Linked DNA regions of Homo sapiens: region 1 is linked to region 2. A link is an interaction called in ENCODE POLR2A ChIA-PET data of the cell type or tissue named here. Cell type or tissue: PC-9. All regions are shown on one strand. Links, peaks and the distances in the headings refer to the core of each region. The heading gives the core; the rest is flanking DNA. Region 1 overlaps SLC4A5 (solute carrier family 4 member 5). Region 2 overlaps SLC4A5 (solute carrier family 4 member 5).

Region 1 (2,500 bases), core at 1-2,500, 58 kb before region 2:
TGTGAAAGCAGAGCATAGGGGCATCTAATCCAGGCAGGAGGGGTCAAGGAAGGCTTCTAGGAGGAAGAGATGTTCACATTGAGACCTGAAGGATGGGTCAGAGTTAGCCAGGAGAGGGTAGGGAAGGGGGAAGAGGCCTCTGGAATAGGGCAAACAGACACATAGAGGAAAAGGCACAGGTTTCCTGTGGCTGGACTGTAGAATAGGAGGCAGGGAATGGCAGGGCTGATGATGCAGATTCTATGCCAGCCATGTTGCAGTGTTGGAACTTGGTGCTGAGAGCTTCAGAGGACCACAGAAGGGTTCTAGGTGGGAAAAGGACAGAATCGTGCATATCCTTAAGAGAGTTCATCTCACTTTAGTGTGGAGAATGGATAAAAGGGGGCAAGACTTGGCTAGTTAAGAGGCTGGTCCAAGGGAGAGATGCTGGCAGTAGGGATAGAGAGAAGGGGTAGATTGAGACAAAATTTAAAAGGTACAATTGACAAGACTTGATAACAGATGGCACGTGGGGACAGATAGTCAGGGAGACACCCAGAATTCCAACCTGAGCTAGTGAGTACCTCATGGTAGCAGCTTAGAAAACACAAATGTAGTAGTAAAGTTTTATTACATTGGATATTTTTAAATTTTGTTTTGGGGGCAGTTGATAATGAGTTCCATTTTGGACAGGTTCTATTTGAGGAAACTCCAAGTGGAGATGTCCAGGGGTCATCATGTGGCCACCGTGTCTGGAGTTCAGTAGAGAAGCATAAATTTGTGAGGCATCAGCATCTAGGTGGAAATCAAGCCCACAGAAAAGGATAAGGTTGCCCCTGAGGTCTGTGAAGTGAGAAGAGAGCCCAGAACAGAGCCCCTAGGAACTTCAGTATTTGCAGGATGGGCAGAGGAAGAGGAACCCACGAAAGAGACTGAGAAGGGGCAACCAGGAGGTTAGGAGGGGAATGGAAGGAGGGCTTTGTCCTGGAAATCAAGGGCTGAGAGACATTCAAGATGAAGGGAGGGGATAAGAAGTACCGCAAGAACTGAAGCGCATCCGCAGGATGGACCTACTCCCGCAGTCTGAGGAGGGGTAGGGCAGAAGCCAGAGGGCAGTAAGTTGAGAAGAGTTAAAAGTAAAAAGCTGGGTTCACCTGACAGTTCTTCCAAGATGCTTGTCCATGAAGGGCAGGAGTGAAGGAAGCCTCTTAAGGAGAACATGGGCCAAGGGAGATCCTTTTGTTTTTGAGGGTCAGCGAAGTCTGAGCACATCGTAGGCTTACAAGAAGTGTCCAGGGAAAAGAGAGTCATTTAAAGGGAAAAGAAGCTGAGGGAGGCTGCTGGATGGAGCAAGGCGGCCCTGGGCACAGGTGGAGGGGCTCCTAGCAGGGAGTTGAGGGAATTCCAGGCCGGTCTGTGGTTTGAGGAGACAGGTGGGGTGGAAAAGCGACTGTAGGAGCTGCAGATGGCTGGTATACATGAGCCAGGTAAGCAGCTGCAGGCTAGCAGCCATCGCTCTCTTGTTTTATTGCAGTGGAGTCACACATGGAGATTTATGGTCAGATGAAGATTTTTAAGGTTGTTTGACTTCCACCTTCTGCTGATCTAGTGTTCTGAATAATTATACTCTTTGTCATTATCCAGCTGCTTTTATGTCCAGTATCTAACTTGGTCCTTCCCTCTCTCTATGCTAGTCCAACACTGACACTTGAGGCTTATGTTGGTGAAGTAGGAAAAAGGGATTTTTATATGAATCAGAACCTGGATCAAGCCCCAGGTAAAAGGTTCCCTGAAGTCTCAGAGGCCCTGGGTTCCATCCAGTGCTCTCACAGCTGGCAGTGTAACACAGAATGAGGGCTATGCTAGGGGCTTTCATCCCTCAGGGACTTAGGATAACTTACAGTTATTCCAGGGTGGAGCTGCAAAAGAGACCTTCAAAGTCCTGCAATCAGACAGGGGAAGCACAAGTCCACACCCATGGGGACAGCCAGGCAGTGACACAAGGCCATCACGCGGTTGACCCAGGATAGTACAATCAGATTAGTTGGCCAGTGAGTGAGATTGGAAGGCTAATTAAGTGAGGAGAGATGGGAGGGACTGGAGCACTCAGGAAGCTCTTCCCAGATAGGGCACAACTGGCTGGCAGCTCCTCAGAACCCTTGGAGCTGGTCTGCAGGAGCAAACACCTCCCCCAACCAAAGTCATCCCTGGATAGCTCACTCAGTTGCAGCTGTCAGAAGGGGAATAACCCCACCATCAGACCACCTTCATGTCAAAACCCCTACTTGATTTACCTATTCATGTATATTTTTATATATCCAAATATATATTTAAACTTTTTATTATGAAAAATTTCAAACACAAAAAGTAGAGAGAATGGTCCCCATCACCCAGCTTCATCAAAGTTTCATATTTATCTATCTCCACCACTTTTTTTGTTTGCTTTTGGGGATTTTTTTTTTGTTGTTTGCTTTTGCTGGGGTATTTTAAAGGCAATCCTGAATGTTGTAAACATTTCAGT
Region 2 (6,047 bases), core at 1-2,500:
GACAAGTTTTGTGCAAGATAGTTTTTCCACGGACCAGTAGGGAGTGGGGAATGGTTTTGGGATGAGACTGTTCCACCTCAGATTCTCTTAAGGAATACGCAACCTAGATCCTGCATATGGACAGTTCACAATAGGGTTCTCACCCTTATGAGAATCTATTGCTGCCACTGATCCCACCGGAGCTGGAGCACAGGGGTTAATGCTTGCTCGCCCATGCTCACCTCCTGCTGTGCGGCCTGGTTCTGCTACTGTTCCATGGCCTGGGAGCTGAGGACCCCTGCGCTAGAAGACCTTTGTCCTTGGCAGAGATCAAAGAGAACTGGGCCACCAGGACTGGTACTCCAACCAGATGGAAACCCCAGAGCAAAGCCTGCAGACTCGACTAATTCTCACTTTAGTTGAGGCAAAATCCCTCATTCCCTCCTTTCCCCAGGTGTCCCCAGATCCCTGTGGCATCTCCTGGCCCTCTTCTATGTTGTTTCAGACCACATCAGTCCAAACATGGCCCACCAGGCCTCCCATGTTTTCCAGTGGCTGTTGAAATGGTTGAGGGCTCAGAACCAAGCTTTTCCCTTTAGAGAAATAGGTAGCATAGCACTTGGGTTATAAGTCAGGCATAATTGGAGGTCCTCGTGGTGGTTGTGCTGTGCCTCTGTGTGAATCCTCAGCACCTTCTCAGCAGACAGCTGAGAGGGAGGCTGCCTAGGAGGGACTGGGCATTGCTTATGGAAATCCTGGGAGATTATATTACTGCCTTTAACCCCTCCCAGCCTCAGCTCCCTATAGGTGGCCAGTCCTGTCATCCAGGCAACATAGCCTGTCCCGAGGTCTTCTGAAAGATCCCTACCTTAGTCCCGAGCCCCGTGCTTCTAATACAGGGCTTGCCACCCTCAAAGACAGATTAGGGGTGGGTAGCCAGGGCATCCTTCCCATCAGCACTGTCCATCATAGGTACCTCAAGATCTTGAGTTTCTCAGACTCCTCCCCCACTCCTATTTCTCTCTTCCCTGGCCCTCCCATGCCTCACACCCCCTAGCCCTGGCTGAGCACCTTCTGGGTGAAGGAGTAACTAAGCCCGAAGCCACACATCTCTGAGGCCCCGTATTCCTCTTGCATAGTGTTGGCTCTAGGGTTAGAGAAGGAAAAGAAAGGAAATGGTGGGGGAAGCCCGGAGAAATATGGTGCTCAAACCTGCTCCACATCTGACATTTTTCATTTTCCTGCCAGGAAAAAGATCTTCCAGTTGGAGTTACTCACTCTGATTCTTCCTTCAGTGACACAGAACTTGACCGAAGGTAAACACTGTTAGGTAGACTCCTTGCGTATTAGGTAAGAGACTAGGAAATGGCCGGGAAGGTGGAGGGTCTAGGATTTCCCAAGCTAGCTGTCCTCTCAGTAGAAGGCCCTTGCTGGCCCCCAACTGGGAGTCAAAGGCTGACAAACCTGACTCATCATTCAGGGCCAAGAAACAAGTATGTCTTCTTACTGACTTAACAACATGGTTACAACACACAAAGGTATTCAACTTTAGTAAAGGAAATTCTTATAAAAGATTAGGTAGAACAAAAATTGAAAGTAAACGTTGTGGCCCAGCACGGTGCCTCACACCTGTAATCCCAGCACTTTCGGAGGCCAAGGCGGGTGGATCACGAGGTCAGGAGATCGAGACCATCCTGGCTAACATGGTGAAACCCCGTCTCTACTAAAAAAATACAAAAAAATTAGCTGGGCATGGTGGTGGGGGCCTGTAGTCCCAGCTACTAGGGAGGCTGAGGCAGGGGAATGGCATGAACCCAGGAGGCAGAGCTTGCAGTAAGCCGAGATCGCGCCACTGCACTCCAGCCTGGGCAACAGAGTGAGACTCCATCTCAAAAAAAAAAAAAAAAAGAAAGGAAATATTGACAGAAAACAGAAGCCAGGCGCGGTGGCTCACGCCTGTAGTCCCAGCACTTTGGGAGGCTGAGGCGGGCAGATCACAAGGTCAGGAGATGGAGACCATCCTGGCTAACATGGTGAAACCCTGTCTCTACTAAAAATACAAAAAATTAGCCGGGCATGGTGGTGGGCGCCTGTAGTCCCAGCTACTCGGGAGGCTGAGGCAGGAGAATGGCGTGAACCTGGGAGGCGGAGCTTGCAGTGAGCCGAGATCACGCCACTGCACTCCAGCCTGGGCAACAGAGCAAGACTCCATCTCAAAAAAAGAAAAAAAAAGAAAACAGAAAAACTAGGCATGGCTTAAGTGTAATATCACTGAAAGCCAGGATAAATGAACGCTAAGGATCGAAACCCTGGGGTACTCTGTAGAATGAATTAACAGCAGGGTTAATTAGCAAAGGTCAGAAAGGGTATGGAGGAAAGCCAACATCAGAGATCAACATCAAAGCTAACATCAGAGATCAACTGGAGATGGGAACTGTTAAGAATAGGTTCAAGGCCAGTTGCCAGGAGCCCCCATGCCAACAATGTGATTGTTCTTCATGAGAAGCCACCCGTGAAAAAGGTGAGACTCCCTGATGATGACATAGTGGGGGCAAACACAGAAAAGATGAATTTAGAGGCAAGAAAGGCTTTACTTCATTGTTACTTGGGAAGATGCCAGGGGCAGTCCCACTCCTACCTTGTGCCCTAGAATGGACAGGGATCAAACAGTAATTACAGCACAGGCTATCCCAAGTCTAGAAGATCAATCTCCAGGCACAGAGGGCACTCATCCAAGAGATTTTTGGGGAAACGGGGCAGGGGATCTTCTGAATTATAAGGCAAAGCTGCTATCCCAATGCCAGGGTGAAACGACACACTTTTCCCCAGTTCAACCCTCCCTAAGCAGCAGTCCCAAAGATGCTCTAGCCCAAAGTGTCACCTGTCCCAGTTAATCTCCACCTTCCTTCTCATCCCACTTCCCCAGTCAGGCTCCTATATATGTGATGCCATTGATCTTTATACATTAGTATACACCGGTATTATGAGAAAAGCAGTCTATCTTATTTTCATTTATAAAATAATCTACATGAAATTGACTGACTACTCCCAATTTCAGGCAGTAGAGAGAAAATTTGGACCAGGTTAGGGGTTTCCAAAACCCTGTTAAATTACACAAGGCCCTAAGACAGGGTCAGAAATGAAGAAACTTTGGTAACTGGAGATGGTATCTCCCAACCTCATTGGTGTTTTACTGAATTTATGAAAACAGATGGAGGCAAAGATCACTAAATAGCAAGATTCTGTTTCAGTGAAAGGCTCTGCAACATGATCTGGTTTAACAAAGACTAAGCATCAATGATCTACCAGGTGCGATGCTTAATCCCTGAGGATGTGGAAAGAAAGGCATGCAAACAAAGACAGAGCACCCTGTGCAAGAATATCGGAGTACACAGGGAGGGAGTAGCCTCGTTTTGAGAATCTAAGAAAGGGAAACTGGAATCTGCCAGACATAGAGCGGGGCAGAGAAAAGAAAAGGCATTTCAGGCAGTGGACACAGGCCCGAAGTACCATTTGAAAACACACACAAACACACACACACACACACACACACACACACACACACACACACACCTCCAAAGAGCAAAGAACACTGCAATGGATGGGGCAAACTAAGCAGGCAGGACTACAAACACAGAAGACTGTGTTTGTGTTTGTGAGAAGACAAGACACTCCTGTCTTCTCACACTAAGGAGCTTAGATTCTTTGAACCCAATGAGGAATCACCAAATTTGTGATTTCAAAAGTTCACCTTGGCAGCAATGTGAAGATAGGTTTACAGGGTGAGACCAGATGCGTGACTATGGCTGAAGGCCAAGCCAATAGGAAACTGCTCATTCTGGCATGTGCTGAGAGTTCAGAAGCAAAGATGGAAGTATTTGCATTAGAGCCCTGCTCTAGGGGATGGGTTCAAAACACCAAGAACTACGTAATCCTTCTTTCCTACTTCTCGTTCAGCATCACCTTGCACTTCAAAATATCCTGTCCAGCTTCACCTGCTTTCAGCTACTCACGGAACCCAGTGTTCATGGTGCCACAGGTGAAGATAGAGATGGAGTCAGACTATGACTTCACAGACATGGATAAATACCGAAGAGAAACTGACAGTGAGACCACCCTCTAGGATGAAGCAGCTTCTCCCAGATGGGAGATGGAGAGCCTGGCTTAGTCTTCACTGGGAGGGTCTTAACTTCTCTGTGCCTGTTTCCTTCTTTATCAAACAGAGGGAGTCCGTCTGCCTATAGAAAACTGGAGATCTATTGATGAAAAGTATTGCTTAGATGCAAAGCTCTCCCCTTTGTAGTAATTAAAATACCTAAAGCTAAATATTATATTTTATTTTAAAATGCAGTTCAGCATAGAAATTCTAACATTTCTTTGGAAATAAAAAAATGCTTGTTTCCCCAAACCATAGCTAAGATAAAGGGGCAATAGTCAATTCATATTTAAAACAAATATCAATTTAAAATTGTTTAAAGGTTAGATTTAAATATAGATGTTCTCAAACAAACTTGTAATATACTTTTATGTCACTAGACCATCTTTGGAATATTTGGCAATTCTGCATATTAAGAAATGCTGAAAAGGTCCTATCTTTTCTCCCTGTCACATCCAATTTCCTAAGGGTTATATGAAAAGTTTGAACCAGCCGGGCACAGTGGCACACGCCTGTAATCCTAGCACTTTGGGAGGCCGAGGCAGGTGAATTGCCTGAGCTCAGGAGTTCGAGACCAGCCTAGGCAACACGGTGAAACCCCGTCTCTACTAAACTACAAAAAATTAGCCGGGTGTGGTGGCATGCACCTGTAGTCCCAGCTATTCGGGAGGCTGAGGCAGGAGAATCGCTTGAACCCAGGAGGCAGAAGTTGCAGTGAGCTGAGATGGCACCACTGCACTCCAGCCTAGGCAACAGAGTGAGACTCCGTATCCAAACAAAAAAAAAGTTTGAACCATCTGCATTATGGGCCTTGCTCCAGAAGTGTGACTGGGGCTTTCCCAGATTGAAAAGCCAGTTCCAAAACTCTGTTAATGAAAGAACCAATGCATCTGAGTGGATAAATGTTTCTAAAATAAAATAGTTCTTGTTAAAGTGAAATTTGAAACCACATGTTAAATCAAAATGATCCTTTAAATTAGTATCACTGGTTTTTCATACCTGGAATCACATTTCATGATACATTTGGGTGGGTCCTCCCTGCAAATTTTCAATGTTTATTCCCAAAGTCAAACTCCCATTCATGTGAACAATACAGGTTAGACAGAGGTAAGGTCACATTTTACATTACAACTTTGCAATATTAATCAACCTAGTACTTTAAAGGAATGATTGAAAACTATTTGGGAAGATAAAAACCAGTTTCAATGAAGCAAACCTATTCCTCATGAAACTTAAGATCAGTCATTTTATCTTCAATCCACATTTAATGAACACCAACCATGTTGATTTAATGCCTACTATGACCCTGACAGCCACAGTGCATCTGACACTTACTTTCTCCAAAACAACTATGATTTAAACCTTGAGTAAATCACTTGAACCTTGAGGTTAGAGTTACTATATTTGCTCAAGATGACAAATGCAGGTGCTTTCTTTTTTAAAGAAAAATGACACTAGATCATTAACACCTTGAGTATAGGACAGGTAATTGCCTCTGTAATTCCCAGCGTCTAGTGTAGTGCCTGGTCCATAGAAAGCTCTCAATAAGTGTTTGATTACATTTAATCTCAGAGCTCCCTTCCAAGGGATACTGCCAAGAGGTAAAGCTCCAAACCTCTACTCTTACTGAGAGCAGAATTTCTTAGAATTTCCAGAACCATCTCCTATGCTTAAGTATAAATTCTTGTCAGACACAGTGGCTCACACCTGTAATCCCGCTACTTGGGAGGCAGAGGTGGGGGGAATCAGCAGAGGTCAGGAGGTCAAGACCAGCCTGGGCAACATAGTGAGACCCATCTCTAAACAAATGTTTAAAAATTAGCTAGGCATGCTGGCACACACCTGTAGTCCCAGCCATTTCAGAGGCTGATGCAGGAGGATCGTTTAAGTCCAGGAGTTCAAGGCTGCAGTG

What was found. ChIA-PET counts read pairs that join two places held together with the same protein. Peaks named below come from ENCODE experiments on the same cell type or tissue, not always from the same donor. Only the 100,000 strongest peaks of a DNase experiment are listed, where the experiment ranks them.
Region 1: POLR2A ChIA-PET joins it to region 2 with 10 read pairs; 2 of 35 experiments call an interaction of 5 or more read pairs at or near these places.

What each region holds. Positions count from the first base shown.
Region 1 is chr2:74,277,860-74,280,359 of GRCh38, reverse strand. The region is part of intron 8 of SLC4A5 (solute carrier family 4 member 5); the gene reads left to right. Among named protein-coding and RNA genes, the nearest start is that of SLC4A5, 64 kb to the left of the region's middle. In PC-9, for the core only: no CTCF peak of the experiment used is centred there; no DNase peak of the experiment used is centred there; H3K27me3 peaks cover 2,244 bases.
Region 2 is chr2:74,216,682-74,222,728 of GRCh38, reverse strand. SLC4A5 (solute carrier family 4 member 5) reads left to right here. Exons shown (of 31, transcript NM_133478.3): 30 at 1,228-1,295; 31 at 3,937-6,047. The coding sequence ends at 1,262. MTHFD2 (methylenetetrahydrofolate dehydrogenase (NADP+ dependent) 2, methenyltetrahydrofolate cyclohydrolase) reads right to left here. Exons shown (of 8, transcript NM_006636.4): 8 at 5,164-6,047. Among named protein-coding and RNA genes, the nearest start is that of MTHFD2, 21 kb to the right of the region's middle. RefSeq lists an enhancer at 1,273-1,567. In PC-9, for the core only: no CTCF peak of the experiment used is centred there; a DNase peak (open chromatin) is centred at 1,448.